2 separate regions of the Homo sapiens genome follow, and region 2 is linked to region 1. A link is a loop called in an ENCODE intact Hi-C map of the cell type or tissue named here. Cell type or tissue: heart left ventricle. All regions are shown on one strand. Links, peaks and the distances in the headings refer to the core of each region. The heading gives the core; the rest is flanking DNA. Region 1 overlaps NTRK2 (neurotrophic receptor tyrosine kinase 2). Region 2 overlaps NTRK2 (neurotrophic receptor tyrosine kinase 2).

Region 1 (9,567 bases), core at 491-8,490:
TAATTTTCATATCAAAACAATGGGTTCTGTTTCTGTCTTCAGCTTTAGCCTGTCATGAAAGATGGTCTCACCATATTGTATTTCATTCTAGCACTGAGTCTGCTGCTGACACAATGACAGGGGCCCTGAGTCTGCCCTTGGCTGGCCCTGTGCCCTGGAGCAAGTTACTTAACCTCTCAGAAACTTACCTTCCTTATGTCCTAAGTGAAAGGGTGATATTGACTGAAGAAAATGGGCTATAGGGTCTCCAAATTTCCTTTCTTCACAAAAGTTCCCGGATACAGTGATAAGACAGCCTATTTCTTATCTGACACAGATGATTATTTTTATTTACAATCTCAACCTGAATTGTCTTTTCCGTTTGGTGCGTATGTTGACCAGTGTGTCCTAACAAAGTAGATCTGTTTCATTCATTTGCAACTCTTTGTGAACATAAAGCATTTGCCACTTCAAGGACAAAAGCTGAGACCTAGGTCTGCAGATAATGGAAACAGCTGATATTTACTGAACACCTGCTATATGCCAGACACTTCTAAGTGCTATATATATATATATATATATATATATATGCTTATTTAATCTGCACATCAGCCCCAAATTAACTATTATCATTAGCTCCATTTTATAGGCAAGAAAACTGAGGCAACTTGCCCAAGGTCACACAGTCATTTGGGTATTCCACCTTCAGGGCCCATTCTTTCAACCACTCTTCTTTCTGCCTCTCAGTGGGTCAGGCTTTAGCACAGTGGCTGTTCTCCATCTTCACATCAATCAAGGGGAAAAACAGGTATGAGAGATGCAGGTTGGCATTCCTAGAAATTATGACACTTGAAAATTAGAACAAGACTTTCATTCACCAAAGATCTACTCTGTGCCTTCAAGATCATGCTTCAAGGCTCCTTTTCTCAGCCTGCTGTTCTCCTAAGTCAGATAAAAAAAAAATTAGGATGATAGTGGCAATGCAGGTTGGAAACTGGGTCATTTTTCTGAAATCATCTTTCTTTGCCAATGCCATTTTTGAATTCTTTCTGAGAATTAAAAAACAAACAAGCAAACAACCGATGTGGAACAATCTGTGGCAGATGGTTATTTCAGCTCTAGGTGAGTTTTTGTCATTATATTCTGGGAAGTGGAAATTATTACTTTAGATAATCATCTGTTATTTTAGTGAACTGCCAGCTAGGAACTATTGTAGCTATACGGGTTTAGGATGGGGATTTTTTTTTTTTCCTAGAGATTAGGACATAAATTATTTTCATTTGAATTCTGTGGAATTTTTGATGTTCAGCATGGGAGGGCATTTTCACTATAGTTCCTTGCTATGAGAATGATCTCTGGCATAGAAGAATTGGTATTCCGTGCCATTCTACTGAATATAAACAAGAAATCTAACAGTTCAGTTGGGGGTGGGAGAGGTGAGATGAAATTAGGCTTAAAGAACAAGTTAGCCCACTTTTCAAGGTTTAGCTTCCCCTGGAAAATACAGCAATAAACATCTAAACCATGATATTCATTACCAACGCAAGTCCCTAATTAATTTATTTTATGTTAATTAAGTTTATAATTATATAGTAAAACATTTACTTTCTCCCTCAAGAAATTGACTGAATCTTCTGAAGGGGCTTTGTGACTGTAATTTAGGTGCAATTAGCCAGTTAAATTTAGTTAGGGTTTGGTTCATTTAGCTGCTGCCGGAAGATGGAAACAGGCACTGTCTCAGAAGCAAGCCTGGATAGAGAGGATGTGTTCCTGGAGGCACTCCTCTCGCCTTTGGACAGCTAGTTCTGTTGTCTAGAACAACTGGAAGCCGAAGCTCTATCAAGATATAGTTTCTTTCTTTTTTTTTTTGAGATGGAGTCTCGCTCTGTCGCCCAGGCTGGAGTGCAATGGCATGATTTAGGCCCACTGCAACCTGTGCCTCCTGGGTTCAAGTGATTCTTCCGGCCTCAGTCTCCGGAGTAGCTGGGATTACAGGCACCTGCCATCACACCAGCTAATTTTGTATTTTTGTAGAGATGGGGTTTTACCATGTTGGCCAGGCTGGTCTTGAACTCCTGACCTCAGGTGATCTGCCTGCCTCGGCCTCCCAAAGTGCTGGGATTACAGATGTGGGCCACCGTGCCTGGCCAAGATGTAGTTTTATAATTACCACCTATGTGTATATTCCTCAGTCGAGGAATGCAGAGTCAATTCCACAATAAAGGATAGAGGCAAACCCCTTTTGCAAAACATTTCCTTGTGGTCCCAGAATTGGAACTAAAGCCATGGAACAGTTCTCAGACCCTTTCTACCATGGGTGTGAAATCACTGGCATTTGCCAGCATTCAGACACAGAGTGATATCAGCAGCCAGGACCCACCATTTGGCTGGAAGGACATCTTACCTCCCGAGAGGGGTCAAGAGGGCACGAGCCCACCCTGTAGGTCTCTCAAGCTGGGGTTCTGGGGCCTTCCTCCAGGAACCTAAAGACTTCTTTCAGTTTGGGCCACCCTTTTCCAGGAGGAAATTGGAATTTTGGGGCCACTCTTTCAGTTTGGGCCACCCTTTTCCATGGGGAATTGGAATTTTTGAGCAAAGTTCCTTTCCATGACTTTTTGCTTCATAACTCATGACAAAGAATGTGTTTTGGCCCATGATTTACAATGCAATTGATGTGATCATTTGCAGTGGCTGCTGAGCTACTGCAGGCAGGGTTGGTGTTCACTGCTCGTGCCTGCGAATGGAAAGCTGGAAGGCACTAAGGTACTCACATTAGTTCTGGTTATCAGAACCTGTTAGATTTTTTTTCATCTCTATTGTAAAGTTGGATAACTGAGGTTCAGAGAGGTCCCCTCACTTGGCCAGCATCACATAGCTCAGGAGGGAAAGGGATAGGATCCAAACGGGTGTTTCTGGTTGTAGACTGCTTCTTGCTGCCTAACCAGCGGCAGGTGGGTTTCTTTCAGGCATCACTGTAGAAATGAATCCTTTAGCACGAAATGCGTGGAATGACTGTACTTTTTAAAATTCAAATTCCAGTGGTACTAGTTAGTACAGACAGTCCCTGACTTAGGATGGTTCAACTTAGAATTTTTTAACTTTATGATCATGCAGTGGTGATGAGCATTCAGTAGAAAGTGGTTCGGTATTCTCCTGTGACGCTGAGCAGGGGCAGCAAGCCACATCTCTCAGTCAGCCACAGGATTCAGAGGGTAAACAACTGAGACCCTACAAGGTTTTGTGTTGCCGGGTGATTTTGCCCGGTTGTAGGCAAATATAAGTGTCTGAGCAGTTTTAAGGCAGGCCAGGCTATGCTATGATGTTTGGTAGGCTAGGTGTATTAAATACATTTTCAACGTACTATATTTTCAGCTCATGATGGGTTTATTAGGACATAATCCCATCATCAATTAAAGAGCTTCTGTTTAGTTCTGGGATCTTGGACAGTTAAATGATGGATGGTAAATGGCCATAATTGTGATGAATGAAAGGAAAATTAATATATAATCCAGTCATTCCTGCTATACCCATGTAATTACACTGTGTCTTTTCATCTATATGACATTTTAAATTTTTTACTGCTTTCGCAGAAGGAAATGCATTTGTCCATCACATGTTTTTCAAGGCCTCTTGTTCTTTAAGGAGATGATGATTCCTTTTTTAAGCTAAGAATTTGCATCAGGTTATGAAGTAGATCGCCTTTTCCTTTTAATCACTTTGACTTAGCCAACAACTTCCTGTAAGTTTTGGAAAACATCTCTTAAAATAATGTCAGATGTTTTGGGTACATTAAATTTTTATTTTAAAAAATCTAAAATGCATTTTTTTTCCAGTGTCTTAGGTCTGGTTGATTTTTAGCATGGTCACCATAATTTCTAACCAAGCTGTTATATTTGGAATGCCTTAGCTGGCCCTCCATACTTTAAAAAGAAAAATAAACTGCGAAATCTGGTGTGTGTATATAGAAATTTATGCCCTTTACAATCCAGGGTTTTCCTCATATATAAATTCCACTTGAACCAAAGAATTATGAAGGGACTTCCTGCGCTCCAACATGAAGGAGTCGAGGAGAAGAGAGAATCCTTCAGAAAGAGGTGTTGCTGTGTAAAACCACTGAGGTTGGCACACGCCCCGCTGCTGTAAGACATTGTTGAGCATTAGGAAAGACAGTGAGGTGGGATGACTTAGCAGCATGGGCTTATTCCAAAATGAGCTCTTTGAGCAAATAAAAATGTCCCTGACAGCAGAGGCTTCTAGAACTGTGGGTTAATTTAACTCAAGTGAGGGGTTCTGTTGGCTGCCTCAGTCGGAACATATATAAGGCTGTGACCCTGGGATTGGCTTTGCACTTTTCAAGTTTCCTATTGAGAATCTGCTTTCAGATAGAGTAAGCTCTCTGTTTTAATGGGGCTTTTTGAAATGGGTCACCTGCTAAGCTTAAGGAGTGTGCATAGTGATCTGCCGTTGACAGTATCCTGAGGGTGCCACCAGATGTGGAAAAGCTTTAGGAGCGTGGATTCTGTGCTCGTGACGTGAATGAGTGGGTTCTCTTGAAGACTGATGAACAATTCAGGGATCTGCCCTTATAAACCTTGCTGGGATAAGACACGATCACTGGGGTTTAAGTTGGGTATGCCTCCCAGGATCTGATCTATGACTTTCAATTTCTCTTACAGAGAAATGTCAATTAATGCCCCAGGTGGACTGACAAAGGGCAGGATGATCACCATTTCAACCTAAGCTTCCCCAGATACCAACAGAGTGCCAAATGAGTCTGTGCCCACCCTGCTGTGGAGGAGAGGCACATTTTAATTCTCACTGTAGCTAGGTAATGTCTGAGATGATGGAAGTTCTACTAATGGTTGCTCCTGGGAACAGGCACTAGAGAAAAAGGGGATGTCTGGGTAAAGAACCTTCTTTCTTCCTCATAATCCTCCTCTGTTTTCAAGTTTGGGCACATCCATTTCTTTGGTAAAAAGCTGAAGCCAGAGAAGTGTCTTTGAAGCCTGGAAGCTCCCTGCTCTGTGGCCACCCTCCCCATCAGGGGTCACACATCTGCCTGCAGCAGCGTCAGAAGCAGATATGCGGCCCTACCTTGGTCTGGGAGCAGGAGCTGGAGCAGTGGGCTGTTAATGTCCTCACTTGTGGGGGTGGGCAGTGAGGAGGAGGCAATAAGGCAGCAGCACATGGGGAGAGGGATACCCTCCGTGGGTCTGGGGATGACCACTTGAACTAGGTTCCTTGAAAAGCCACAGTTCAGTCCTCTGAATGAGGACTTCAGCAGTTTCACCTTGTGGGCTCCAGATCATAGGATGTTGGCCTACCTTCCAAGAAGTCCCTGGCCAAACGGAACCCAGGCCTTGCATTTTATCCCACTCTCAGGCAGAGTTGGGTAATTCATGTTTTTTGTAGTCAGTTCATGGGGATTATTAGCCCCACATATGTATGTTTCGCATTCCGGAATACTTGCTGCTTAGCTGAGGTTTCATTATCTTTTGCTCTTAGCTAATTTAAATGGAGATGGGATTTATCAGGTACCTGTATTCAAGTGAGGGTAATTTGTTTGACCCTCTTCTAGCTTAATTGGTACTGCTGGTGGATTTGACTTTTGGGACTTGCAGCAATAGGCAGAGACATCGGCCACACATAAGCCCCCCTGATTGTTGCTATCTTAACACGAATCCTAAATGTTAAAGAGCTCCAAACTCTATTTCTGAAGTATTGCTTGGGATGCCTGATGAAAAAGTGTTGCTTCATGACAAATTTTATTTTCACCTACACTCTTTCTTCTAGGGTCAGCTTAAACTTGGACCTGGATTTATCTTCCTGTTTTGGAGGCTTATTATCTCTATTTTTACTCTTCAATAATTGTGTTCAGTCTCTGAACATGCTTGAGGGGTCTGAGGCGCATCAATACCAACCACTTTAAAAAAAAATTTCTCCTCCTCCTCTTCCTCTTTCTATCTCTTGATTTTCATCTCCCCCACAATCATTATCGTCATCCTCACACAGGCACTGGCTGACCTATGTGTACTTCTTTTATGTGTTTTGTTGTACATTATTTACTTTGTACAAATTGATTCCCAGATCCACTTTGGTCAATGGCCTACAGTTTCAGCCAAAATTGGGCAGAGCCAAGCAACTCACATTGTGTATATCTGAGGTTCTTGCAGATTTTATATAGTTATAGGTTGAATTGGGTAATGGATTTATATCATTAACCTCTTGTTTGGACTCTGTAAGTTTCAGCACTCTGGCTTCATATACTATAAAGAACTGGCTAGAGTATTTTGACGAAAATAAATTGAGGCACAAGATCTATGGTGGCAGCAGCAACTGCATACTCTTCTGTGATGACATATATTGCTTATCTGTACTGACTATTTGAATCACTGATAAGCCCCTCTAGACTTAGAATTGTGGAATGACATCTTTAAGAAAATGTCATTTCACTCTACAGATATCGACCCTATAGATTTTTCAATATATGTTTATTGAAGCAAGACAGAAAGGCTAGACACACCCCAGGAGAACAATAGATTAATTTGGGTGTCTCCATGTGGTAGTAGTAAAGCCTTTTGAGCATCTGAGTACCTCTCAAACCACAAATTCTTCTTTCTTTTTCTCTACTCCACTTAAAGCAATTTTAGGTGATTCTGTGGATGGGGCAATGGTATCAGTCTTTGGATGCATTCCCCATCCTCTGTGAAGTCTCTGAAATGGTAGTTGTTGAGTCCTCGGACACTTGTCATCAGAGCCTGCTGATTAGAGCACATTCCCCTTAGAATTGTTGAGTTTTAACTGTGCAATAACTTTGGCTTTCCTTACAAATTCCAGCTTTGCCAAGTGTGCTTTCTACTTTCATTTTCAGCTCATAATGAAACTTCATTTTGCAACATCAGACCAGAGCTTTTCCTTTAAAAGCCTTCCTGACCATCTCAGTAATTTTAGTTTTTCACCTCCAGCTAATAAATGGACCACGTTTTTTTCCCTTTGTCCCGCATACACTACTGTAATTTTGATCAAAGTGAGAATTAGAATAAACCAAGTCTAGCACCTTTTCCCCAGTAGATTAAAATGCTCCAGGAAGTACTCACTGTGTGTCCACGTGTCTAACTCTGCAGCCTTCACTATACTTCTGAGAAAAATGTGATTTCGTACTGGAAGCTTTGGAATGCCTGGACTCACCCAGTTGCCAATGAGAAGCAGTAGATCCTGCATTGTGTTGCATCCTTCATTCTCCTTCAATTCAGTTGGGTTGTTGAGTACACTGAAGTTTGCTATGGTTTGAATGTTTGTCCCCTCTGAAACTCATGTTGAAACTTAACCCCCAATGTGGCAGTATAGAGAGTTGAGGCCTTTAAGAAATAATTGGGTCATGAGGCCTCTGCCCTCATGAATAGATGGGTTCATTCATGGCTCAGTGGATTAATGGATTGTCACAGGAGTGGGACTGGTGGCTTTATACAAAGAGTAAGAGACAGCTGTACTAGCACACTCAGCCTCCTGGGCATGTCATGCCCTGTACTGCCTTTGAACTCTGCAAAGATTTCCCACCAGCAAGAAGGCCCTCACAAGATACAGCCCCTTGACCTTGGACTTGTCAGCCTCCATAACTGTAAGAAATAAATTCCTTTTCTTTATAAATTACCCAGTTTCAGATATTCTGTTATAAGCAACAGAAAACAGACTAAGACAAATAAAACTCAACATTTAGACCTTACTATTGTGAAACCAAAAATGCCTTCAGCTCTTGGTATTTGTGTGAGGCCATGTTGAGCATAGAAAATGTATAGATGTGCTCCCTCTGTCCTCCTGTGGGATGAAGTCTGAGATGGAGGGAAATCAAAATAAAATAAACACAAGTTTTAAAAGGTACAAAAGAAGGTCCATGAGTGGAAGTGAATGCTTCAGAAGTTTAGAGGAGGGTGAAGTAGGTACTTGCAGGAGAAGGCTTTTGCACTGGATCTTGAAGAATAGTCTGAGCGTCTCAAAGGAGAGCTCATTTGGTGGGAGGAGATCCAGGAGAAGGGATAATATGTGGACAAAGTAAATCCTTGGGAAGCAAAAGGGGTGTTTTAGGGATGTTTAAGCAACTTCTGGATTGAGCACAGAGAAGAAAGGACCAGGACCAAGACCAGGACCTAAATTTATATATGGGGAGATTTCTGCTACAGGTGCAGATGATACCTTTGCCAAAGAGGGACTGACAATTCCGAGGCTCTGAGTTTAGATTTCAGCTCTCTCATTCATTCTTGGGTGACCTTGGACAATTCATATTCACCATGTGAGTTGAGCCAGTTATCTATAAAATAGAAAAAGCGACAACAGCAAGGGATAGTTGGTGCAGCAACCAACAGATATAAAGTGCTCCACAAATATCAAATTAAGACAATAGGTGTTTAAGCCCAGATGCTGAACAAAGCACAACTGTACCTTGCTCACATCTCACTTTGTGATGGAAAGTTTTTGAACCCACTGTATTCTAGACACACGATGTTATGAGAACATAGGAGTTTATTATTTCATTTTACCTAGTAAACATTTTCCAGAAGACTTAAAAGGCATTTGTTTTGCTTTCCAATGAAGGTGAGCTGCTACCTTGGTGCCCCATCCACCAGATCATCTCCAATGGCACCATGCCACGCAGATGCTCAAGTTGGCAGTTTTCTGCTTGAACTCTCCCAATGACAAATGTGATAAGATTTGCTTTTTTAGATAGCAGCTGCATCTTTCTTCCGTTCCCTTCACTTCCTTTGGGCTCAGCAGTTTTCCTTTTTGCTCCAGATAAATTGCTGTTAATTTAAATGTACTGCAGATCCTTGCCATTTTATGGCTGATTGCTTCTGAGTAATAGGAGGAAAATGTGTGCATGCTTGAATGTAAATAAATTTAAATGGGTTGTGAGCCAATGATAAAAAAGCAGAGCACTTCGCTGACCTTCAACTCCCTTCCCTTCCCAGTCTTTCCCTTTGAAAAGGTCAATGAGTAGATCCTAAATCAGCAAATAGCAGAGGTTGAGTTTCAGGCCACATCCAGTTTCTTCCTTCTCTGTTTTCAACTTTACATCCCATTTCTCAGATAGCACCTGCTTTATCCTTGTTCCTATATAGCTCAGCTAGTGCGTGCAATGGTGGCAAAGTTTCTCTAAAGTTGTTTTTGATAAAGGAGCTGGTCTCACGGTAACTACCATGCACCATCGGAATGCTACAAATGCTTCAGAATGTCACATTGTCAAAATATCTATATTTCAGGCTCATAAGCTAGACAGCTCGTTTGGCTGCTAAACCCACAAGATGTTCAGCCATTTGTTGTGGTCTAAAAACTTTCCCCCTCACAAGGAGAAAATAATCTTCTATTGTTTTGTATCATTTTGTGGTCTTTTGAGTTTTTTATAATATGAGAGGGCAAAAGTTATGAGATCCTGATAGGTAAATCGTGGCCTGGATTGAATTTTGCTATCAGTCTCTCTTGAAATCAAATTAATTTTTCAATATGTAGTGAAATATCTTTAGTCTGTCCACAGTATGGGAAGATCAAGGGTATGAAAGAGTAGGGTGACTTGCCTTCTTTGAGGTGAAGGGGGTG
Region 2 (9,567 bases), core at 700-8,699, 50 kb after region 1:
GAATAAATGTACCCAGGTAGCTTCAAATGTACACTGTGAAGATCACCTAGTTATGTACCCAATCATGTTGTTTCTATTTACCAACTATGAATTTAGGGACCAAGAAGATTCCTGGAGACTGACATTTAGTTACGATTCTAGAACTATGAAAAAATTTGACAATCATCAGGCAAGAGACCTTTATGGAACTCATCTTTCAGTAGTGCCTTTAATGAAAACTTATGAGATCCACAAGAAAGCCGGAAGTCTGAGACTATAGAATCAGACCCTCTGACGTTTTGAATTATGGTGATGTGGCCCAGCTTAATCACTCATGTATTCCAACATACCCGGCGCCAAATGATCTTTGAGCACGAAAAAAATCAAATTTTCTCTCCAATAATAAAGATTTGCATAATTGGTAAACTCTAGTACATTAATTCAAAGATAATTCCCCAAGGGGAGCTTTGAAAATATGGCAAAAATATGAGACATCATCTTTGGAATAAAGGTGTGGCCTTCTAAGGAGATGGCTTGTCAATATGAGTTAGAGTGACTTTTTATAAACTTCTTGCTTCCCTTTGTTGTAAACATTTATATATTACATATTGACATACACACCTACATATGCTTTAGAGACTACATATGTACTTTCTTAGGCATACATATTGGAGTCTTTTTATAAGATAAAAGGCCTATATTTTTATAGATGAGGCTGCTTTGCAATAAGATTCACTTGGAACTTCACTATTACAGAAAAAGATAACCCTTAAAACAGAAAAGATGATTTCTCCTCCTGCTGCACATACAACACAGTTTGGCAGGGGGGACTCTATTCATTTCAGTCTCTCAGGAACCCAGAACCTCATGATGCTGCCTTCTAAACACCAGGCTTCATAGTTCACTGTGGCAGGATGAAGAGGAAGCGAAAAACCCAGGACTGACTATTCAATTTTCTGCCTAGAAGTGCTGGGTCATTTCTGCTTACTTTTTCATTGGCAAAAGCAAGCACCATGGATCGGTGGGTGGGGGAGTCCAATTATCTTCTGGGCAAGGAAGGAGAGGCAAGAAGAGCAACATCTAACGTAATCATGGATCCGTGCTATACCAAATTTGGTTCTCAATTGAAGAATGCAATGGTGAAAAGTTGCAATCCATCCAAGATTTATTCATTTATTCATTCAGCTCTTTAGTATCTACAATGAACCAGGCACTGTACTCAATGCTAGAAATACAGTGGGGAGACAAGACAGAAATATGTATTGCTTTTAAAGAACTTACAGTTTAGGAGGAGGTTACAAGTAAGTAGATAGCTAAAAATTCAGAGTGGGATGGAACTATGACAGAGAAAGAACAGGGTGCCTTGGAAATACAGAGAATGGGAGACACGACTAATGAATGTTCCTACGGTTGTCTATCTCTGAGCTTTACAATTCAGTCTCTACTATTTTGTGGGCATTTTATGTCCTATTTATAAAACCTTTCAATTAGAAATTGAGACATCTATTGAGTACCTACCATGTGGGAAGTGCCCTGCTTGATGCTGTTGTATCTTATGAAGCTTGCGGAAGAGAGTACGGAGTTGAATAAGACACTTTTCTTTTTCCCACACAGAGTGCTTAAAATCTAATAGGAGAAATAAGATTACATAAATAATGAATGCAGTGCAGAATGTGGTGTTTATCATAAGAGACAAAAAGCCCAAATGTCAATGGAGGTATTTCTGATTTGGGGAATAAATAAATGCTTCATGATAAGAGTAACTTTTAATGTGAATTTTGTTGAATAAATGAGTTTAATGGTCAAAGACAAAGCATGGGGGTTACATGTCTGGTGGGGAAAAAAAAAACAAAAAAACAAAAACAAAACATCAAACGCAAAGACACCAAATCTGAAAGCTGCCTATAGGCAGAGAATGTGATTATTTTATTCTACTCTCATTACATCCCCAGCATTTATCACACTGTCTTGCATCCATCAGGTGATCAATGAATAGTTTTCGAATGAATTAATAGGAAAATTTGAGGCATCTTTATTAAAGGTATGCAAACTAATAGTTTAACTGGAATCTTAAGGTGAAATTAAGGTGATAAAGCTGGAGCCAGGTCATGGGGCCAGGTAAAGATTTTGAATGTTATTGAAGAGTTTGGACCTTATTATTCCCTTACCCCTATATTTACATAAACCATTATGTTCACCAAAGCTCACATGACCTCAAGACGGTCCAATCAGGTGGTCAGGACAGTAATTATTGCCCCACCCAATAGAGAGGAACTCAGAGACAGACTAAGTAATTATGGAGGTTATGTCAGGAAATAACGAATCTAAGACTCAACACCCAAGGTAGTGCAAACTCTGTTTCTGTTCCTTTGTACTGCATTACCCCTCTGTTCTGAGGCAGAAACGCCCTTTTGGTGTTGGGAGCAGTAGAAAGAAATGACGCTGTCAGAGCTGTTTCTAAGATAAACTGGGAGAGAAAGGGGCTGGCAGCCAGGTCACTAGGGAGGAGAACATTAAAATAATGTGGGAGAAGACCAAACTGCTGTAGTGACCATGAGCATAGGCAGGCTAGGATTTCTTTTTAGCAGGGATAAAAGGTTTTAGCATAAATTCTACCCTTGTTGGTCAATACCTAGGTCAGGGTTTCGCAATCTCAGTACTGTTGACATTTGGGGCCTTGAATTCATTGTTGTGGAGACTGTCCTATGCATTGTCCCTGACCTCTGCCTGTTAGATGCTCCTAGCACACACTCTCCACCCACCCCACCATTGTGACAGCCCCAAAATATCCCCCTGGCCAAATTTCCCCTGGGAGGCAAAAATCGCCCCCGTTTGAGAACCACTGACCTAGGCAATCAATTTTGATTAGTTTCCAGAAAATCAGTGGACCCTAAAGAGCACATTGGGCATTTAGTGGGAAAACATCAAGGAAAGAAATGCAGTCTCATCTGATGGGTTTAGTTTCCTTCCACTGACAGTGTGCATGATGGCCCATAGTTAATTCGTTTGACCAGCATTGCATTTTAAATAATGGGTTTTCATTTTGTCCTATTTATGGTCATTTTATCCAATTATTTTTATTCAGCACCCAGCTTTATAAGTGTGTATAATCCTGTTATGTTCTATTCCATTATGGGAACTTCCTAACAGAAGAGTACACAGTAATACAATTAAATAAACATTTTGGCTATTGTGTTGGCCTCACACATTTCCTGACTTTGGCTGGATTCGAATGTGGTTATGGGATGGGAAGGGAGACAATGGGTCACTAAAAAGAAAGACAAAGGTGCTGAAAGGTGACATGAAACAGGTCACCATGGTTCCCAGATTGGTGGGAAGAATTCAGGTACCACTTAAAATGGAAAATATCCTGTAATGAGAATGGAGCTAAAAACCTTACCATTTTCTTCCTCCCTTCAAAATTCCATAATACAATGGCAAAAAGTTTCCTGTGCGGTGCTTTGCATGAGCTACAACAAATGTTGGTCTAGAAGGACTAAAAAAAGAATTTGCATGTTTTATATATGTGAATATAAATAATGTAAGTATAAATATGAATATAACTATAAATACGTAGCAGAAATTGCAAAGGCGTTTCTAAACACATTTAATGTGGTAACAAAGCTTATGCAAGAAAGAATGGAGAGCACGGCCTTCCTTCACGCTGGGCTCACTTGGTGACTGGGCATAATGGACAGGTCTGGGCAAGTCAGCCAAGACGTGAGTCATTGTTTAGGTTTTCCTTGGAAACAAAAGCTCCTGGGAATTTGACATCAAGTGTTTGCCAGACTCTGCGGACTTGTTAGTCTCCTGCAGGGCCACTAACATCGCTTCTAAGATGATTCCCTGAGAATCAGCCAGCTTCCTCCGCAAAGACTTGCCCTGAGTGCTAACCAGCATGGCTTTGCAGAGAGAAGGGAATTTGGGACATGTCTCAGGGAGTCATTCATCCAACATTAAGACAGTGTTAACAGGGAAATTGTGTGTGTGTGCAACCAGACATCACCTGCCTTCCCTGCAGGGAGCTTCGACAGCTGAGAAAATGTTTATAAAGCATTTTGAGCTCTCACTGGGGTGGTACTGTAGAAAGGCAAATCTTTGATATGACTTTCTCACGTCTGTCAACTCTTATTATTAAGCAGAGGTTGCCCCTGCCTTTCTCAAAGTTCCAATCATGGAAACTAATTATTAGGAGTTGCAGGTTCCATTTTTCACCTACCCAGTGAAGATTGTGACCACCTCTGTTAAAGAAAAAATCTTTCTGGAATCTACAAGAGATGTAAAAAACTCAGTGTTGTATGTAGTTTAATTGGGAATGAATAAAATGTAGACTCACTAAACTGCTTTTGAAATAGTCCACATGTACAAAACAAAAGAGAGAAATAGTTGGCAAGTTTCTTCTCAAAACTAAATGTTTGAAATATGTGATCAAGACAGCTTGCTATGTTCCAGGCAAGTCTAATTTCATCTATTCCCACTTGAGGCTTCTGAACTTTATGGGATGTAAGGCTTTTATTTTTAAAATGCTGCAACAGAAGCTGATTAATTTTCAAATTAAAGCAATATCTGACCTCTAGTAAGTTTCCTGGCATATAGCAAGCATTCAATAAATACTGTTTTTTTTTTTTAATTGCTTTTGCAGAGCACTGGCCTTTTCTCTTAAGATGAGGATATAGTGGCCCCAAAGCCTCTGAGTATTATTTAGCAGGAGAAAATCTAGGCCGGTTGACTGAGTGCTTTTCCTTATATTGCACATGATCTCACATTCCCAAAATACCCAGGCTCAGGAAAGCTATATAAGGCCATGTGTCAATCTTCTCAGTCATATATGCCTAATGTTTAGTCCTATAGACTTTGAGAACTTGAATAGGCCTCAGATGCCATTTCTCAAATTTTCTTTTATGGAGTAGGAAACAGAGTCCATGAAGGGGGAAGTGGCTCACTCAAGGTCATGCCGTTCACTTCTGGCAGTGTCTAGAGAGGGCCCACATCTTCTGACATTCTAGTCCAGCTCTTTATTCCACACTACTGCCTGGAGTGCTGGATTCTAAGAATTGCTCAGCTTTAAATACTGTCTTCAGTCATGTTCCATTGGAGAGCCACAAATCAGGAGAGTAGCAAATATATTTGCAAAATACATAATGGTTTTTATGTTGTATGTATAATTTGCATATTGGCATTTTCATTACATTTGCTATATTTAATATTGTTACGCTTTTTCAAAATTGTTGTTCTCATCCATTCCACAAGTGTTTATTGAGTGTTTATGCAAAGCATTGGAGATAGTGGTAAATTACACAGACAAGATCCCTGTAGCAAATGCTGTTGGCGTCACCCCCTGCCCGTGTCCTCTCAGCTCTCACCACCCCAGCACTTGACTGCAGAGTCTTGCTGCAACCACTCATGACTCTGCATAAGGACCTTCTCTGGTCTGGGGGTGGTGGCTCATGCCTATAATTCCAGCACTTTGGGAGGCCAAGGTGGGTGGATCATGAGGTCAGGAGATCAAGACCATCCTGGCTAACACGGTAAAACCTCGTCTCTACTAAAAATACAAAAATTAGCCAGGTGTGGTGGCACATGCCTGTAGTCCTAGCTACTGGGGAGGCTGAGGCAGGAGAATTGCTGGAGGCAGAGGTTGCAGTGAGCTGAGATCGCACCACTGCACTCCAGCCTGGGCAACAGAGTGAGACTCTGTCTCAAAAAAAAAAAAAGAAAAGAAAAGAAAAAAGAAAAAAAAAAGAAACAAACAAAAAAAGGAGCTTCTCTTAGCTGGAAGCCTTCAGTCAATGACAGGTGGGAGTTGGAGGGTAAATGACCCAGCTTCCTCAGCTTTGGGATGGGATAACTCTAAGGTTCATTCTACTCCATCACTCCAAGTTCCCCAGGCATTTGAACTCCAGTTGTCCACAGTGTAACCCACTGGATAATGTATCCATTACAGACTTCCTACCTCTTTTTGTTTCACTTCTTGACTACTCCTTTTGTGCTTCCTGGGATCTCTTCTTAGTAAACTACTTTTGCTTGAATCCTTAGTCAGGGTCTGTTTCTAGGGGAGCTGGTCTAAGTCGCTGGCTTCTTGAGGCTCAAATTCTAGAAAAGGATGCAGATAATAAACAACAAATCAATAAAAAAGGTCACATATGGGTACCTATTGAAAAGAATGAGATGATAGAGAGTGGAAAGGGGTTCAGAGAAATTCTGATTGAAGTGTGAAGTTGGGGTCCCTCTGATAGTGTGATATTTGACCTGAAACCTGAAAAACAAGAAGTAGTTATAAAAAAAGAGCCTGAGGGCCGGGCGCGGTGGCTCACGACTGTAATCCCAGCACTTTAAGAGGCCGAGGCTGGCGGATCACTTGAGGTCAGGAGTTCAAGACCAGCCTGGCCAACATGGTGAAACCCCATCTCTACTAAAAATACAAAAATTAGCCGGGCATGATGGCATGTGCCTGTAATCCCAGCTACTCTAGAGGCTGAGGCAGGAGAATTGCTTAAACCCAGGAGGCAGAAATTACAGTGGGCTGAGATTGCACCACTGCACTCCAGCCTGGCCAACAGAGCGAGACTCCGTCTCAAAAAAAAAAAAAAAAAAAAAAAAAAAAGCTTGAGAAGAAGATTCTGGGAAGAGGCATGAAAAAATGCAAAGTGAGCAGGAATAGGAAAGAGAACACTGGGCTGTTTCATGGGGAATGAGGCAGGGAGGGGGAAGACCGAGTAGGTTGGCCTTGTCATGAGAGACTCTGTAGTAAGGATCAGAAGTTTATACTAAATGCAAGGAGAAACCGTTGGAGGATGTTAAGCAGGTGAATGCAATAATCTGATTTATACTTGAAAATGGTTACTCTGGCAGCTCATGGGAAACAGATTGGGGGAGGAAAGAATGAAGCAGTGAGCTAAGTTAGAAGGCTACTGAAGAAATCTAGGTGAGAGATGATGGATGCTTTTCAGTTTCCAGACTCAACTGTTGATAGAGAACAGAAGTAAATAGAATACAAACACAGAGGACATACATGTTTATGTCTTCGTCTCTGTGGGTATTTATATGTATTGAAGTGGTTCTTAGCATTTGGGGGTGAGAACTCTTTGAAAATCTGATGAAATCTGTGGATCTCCTCTCCAGGAAAATGCAAATGTGCACCGACACACAATTTTAAATTTGTGCTGACAGGTTGGGAAGTCATGGAGTCAGTTAATAAAACCTCAAGCATATTTTTTTTTTTTTTTTTGTCTACATCTGTTAGTAGGGATAGGCTCTCTATAATGGTAAGTAAGTGCCAAAGTGGATCACAGTTCAAACACATATTTTTGTTTATGGATAAGAATTGAAGGAAAGATAGCTCAGCATCATTGGCCCTCTGGTAGAAAGACTCTGAGATGCATTCTACTCTGTCTACGCCCACATAACAATACCAAGAGAATTCGTTGTTCCTTGAAATTGCCCTGTGCTATCTTCAAGCCATAACTTCCAAGCTTGCCCTAGGTGTTATCTTAATTCTGGCCAGGTAGAAGGGAGTACACAGAGGAAGTCTTAATAGGCAAGGCCTGGAAGTGGGACCCATTGCTCTGCTCCCCTTCATTGACTAGAATTTAGCCATCTGGCCACAACTAACCACAAGGGAAGCTGGGAAATATCGTGTAGCTATTAGCCCAGCAGGGTGGGGAAAAAGGGAAATACGAATTTCAGAGAACAGTTAGGAGGTTCAGCCAAATACACACATTTTTCTTTATATTTGTCACATAGGAGTTGCTCAGTGTTACATTTTTAGAGACCAGTGGAAATACCTCACATTGTAAGTTTGATGAAGGACAAGGGATGGAGCCAAGTGAAAGTTGGTCAGGAGGATACAATACCCTTTGTGTCATGATTTCCAGAACCAGTTTAACTCAAAGCAAGCTCTCTTCCTACACTGTGGAGATGGGGCTTTCTTTTATTAAGGATATGTCCTTAAGTAAAAGATTAAGATCAAATTGAAGTGGAAACTTGGCCCCAAACTACACTGTTCTGTGCCCGGAGGGACTGGAATTAATTTGAAGCAAACTATTACTCACCCCGATTATGTGCCAGTAGGAAAGGGAGATGATGATACTGTCAACAAGGCGAACTTTTGCATTCATTTTTTCTCACTCCAATGAGCAGTCATTCTAGATCTCAGATGTGACAGTTCATTGGCTACTCAGGCAAGCACTTGGCCTGTCTACTCTGGACTCAACTCTGGTCCATTCTCTCCCTGAAGCAAAGCAGCCCGGGGACTCCTCTTTCAAATGTCCTTTAGGGAGTGGGTGTGGGCCTAAGAAGTTGGAGGTGAAGTCCATTTTTATTAGTAAATCATATTTTACCGTTTGATTCCATATTCCATGACAATGGTAAAGTCATTTTTCTTGGGGATGGAGGGTGGTGAGTCTTACCTTAAAACATAAAGAAATTACATTTGAGAACATGGCAAATTTTAATTTCTTCAGCGTTAAAAGAGAGGAAAGCTGATTTTCTCTTAACATAGTAAAATGATTTTTCTGAAACTTAAAAATATCCAGAAGCTGTTCTCTCTTGAGATCAGAACCTTTCTAAGCCTCATATTTAATGTTTGCTCAATTCAGTACCTACAGGGAAGGTCAGGTTTCTTCCACGTTGCCTGTTCCCAGCTCCTTCCTCTGATTCTCTCATTTACATCATAAATCTTCCTTTTCAACCCCCTATGTTTTAGCTCTTTCCTTTAAGAGAAATTTGAAAAAGTGTTTTTTTTTTGCCATTTATTTTATTTAATTTGAATTCCATCTTAGAGTTGTTAATGTGTTTACATGCTATTTTTTCCTACATTCCTTCTCTCCGGTCAGGGAAAATGTTGAGCTTTCTTCAACATGAGATGGATTTAATTGGTTAATTTCATAATTTAGAGTCTTTCTTGGTCTACATTCCAAAAGGAGGGGATTCTTTAAGCTCAGTACAGCTACATTTACTTTTGAAGGAGCCCTTTATTTTGCAGTGAATAAAGTGTCTCTTATTAAACAGAAAATAAAAGAAGGTTTGGCAGGACTCTACTCCCCATGGATGAAACATCACAGGAAATTGAGAAATTGTTTCTTTTTGGCCTTGTGGGAAAATTTTGCTTGTGAAATTTAGTGTTAAAGTTTTAAGACGACTGCTTAAATCCATCAAGAAAGAGCTGTTGAATGAATAACAGCTTCTAGGGAAGAGGTGCCAACCTGACCTTTCTATATCTGGTCTTTTAAGTGTTTGAGGAAGTGTGCGGTATGATCAAGAAGATTGTATTCTCTCCTACATAATGACTGAGTTAATTTTAAACAGAACTTAGACATAGTTCATCAATTTAAGAATAATTTTGTCAAAAGTTGGCCTCAGCTGGGTGCTCCTTCATTTGTGCCTATAAGACAGGGCATTGTACAGGCCCAAATGAGAAACGAATCCTAGGTAGAGAGTCCAGTTTCCATTCTCAGATTGATCTATGGGCTCTAGAATTTTGATACGAAGCCTGTGTCTTGAGCTTCAGACCATCCTGCCAACTGAGGGTGTTGCCTTCCATTTTCTTCACATAGGCACCTTGTTTGAAATTTGTGGCTAAAACCCATG

The links. A loop is a pair of places that touch in the nucleus more often than their neighbours do. Peaks named below come from ENCODE experiments on the same cell type or tissue, not always from the same donor. Only the 100,000 strongest peaks of a DNase experiment are listed, where the experiment ranks them.
Region 2: it touches region 1 in a loop (2.7-fold over the local background); 2 of 110 quality-filtered maps call a loop at or near these places.

Annotation. Positions count from the first base shown.
Region 1 is chr9:84,798,373-84,807,939 of GRCh38, forward strand. All of the region lies in intron 12 of NTRK2 (neurotrophic receptor tyrosine kinase 2), which reads left to right. Among named protein-coding and RNA genes, the nearest start is that of NTRK2, 130 kb to the left of the region's middle. In heart left ventricle, for the core only: no CTCF peak of the experiment used is centred there; no DNase peak of the experiment used is centred there; H3K4me3 peaks cover 647 bases; H3K27ac peaks cover 184 bases.
Region 2 is chr9:84,848,392-84,857,958 of GRCh38, forward strand. The region is part of intron 12 of NTRK2 (neurotrophic receptor tyrosine kinase 2); the gene reads left to right. Among named protein-coding and RNA genes, the nearest start is that of NTRK2, 180 kb to the left of the region's middle. RefSeq lists enhancers at 3,392-3,938, 3,415-4,614. In heart left ventricle, for the core only: no CTCF peak of the experiment used is centred there; no DNase peak of the experiment used is centred there; H3K27ac peaks cover 1,054 bases.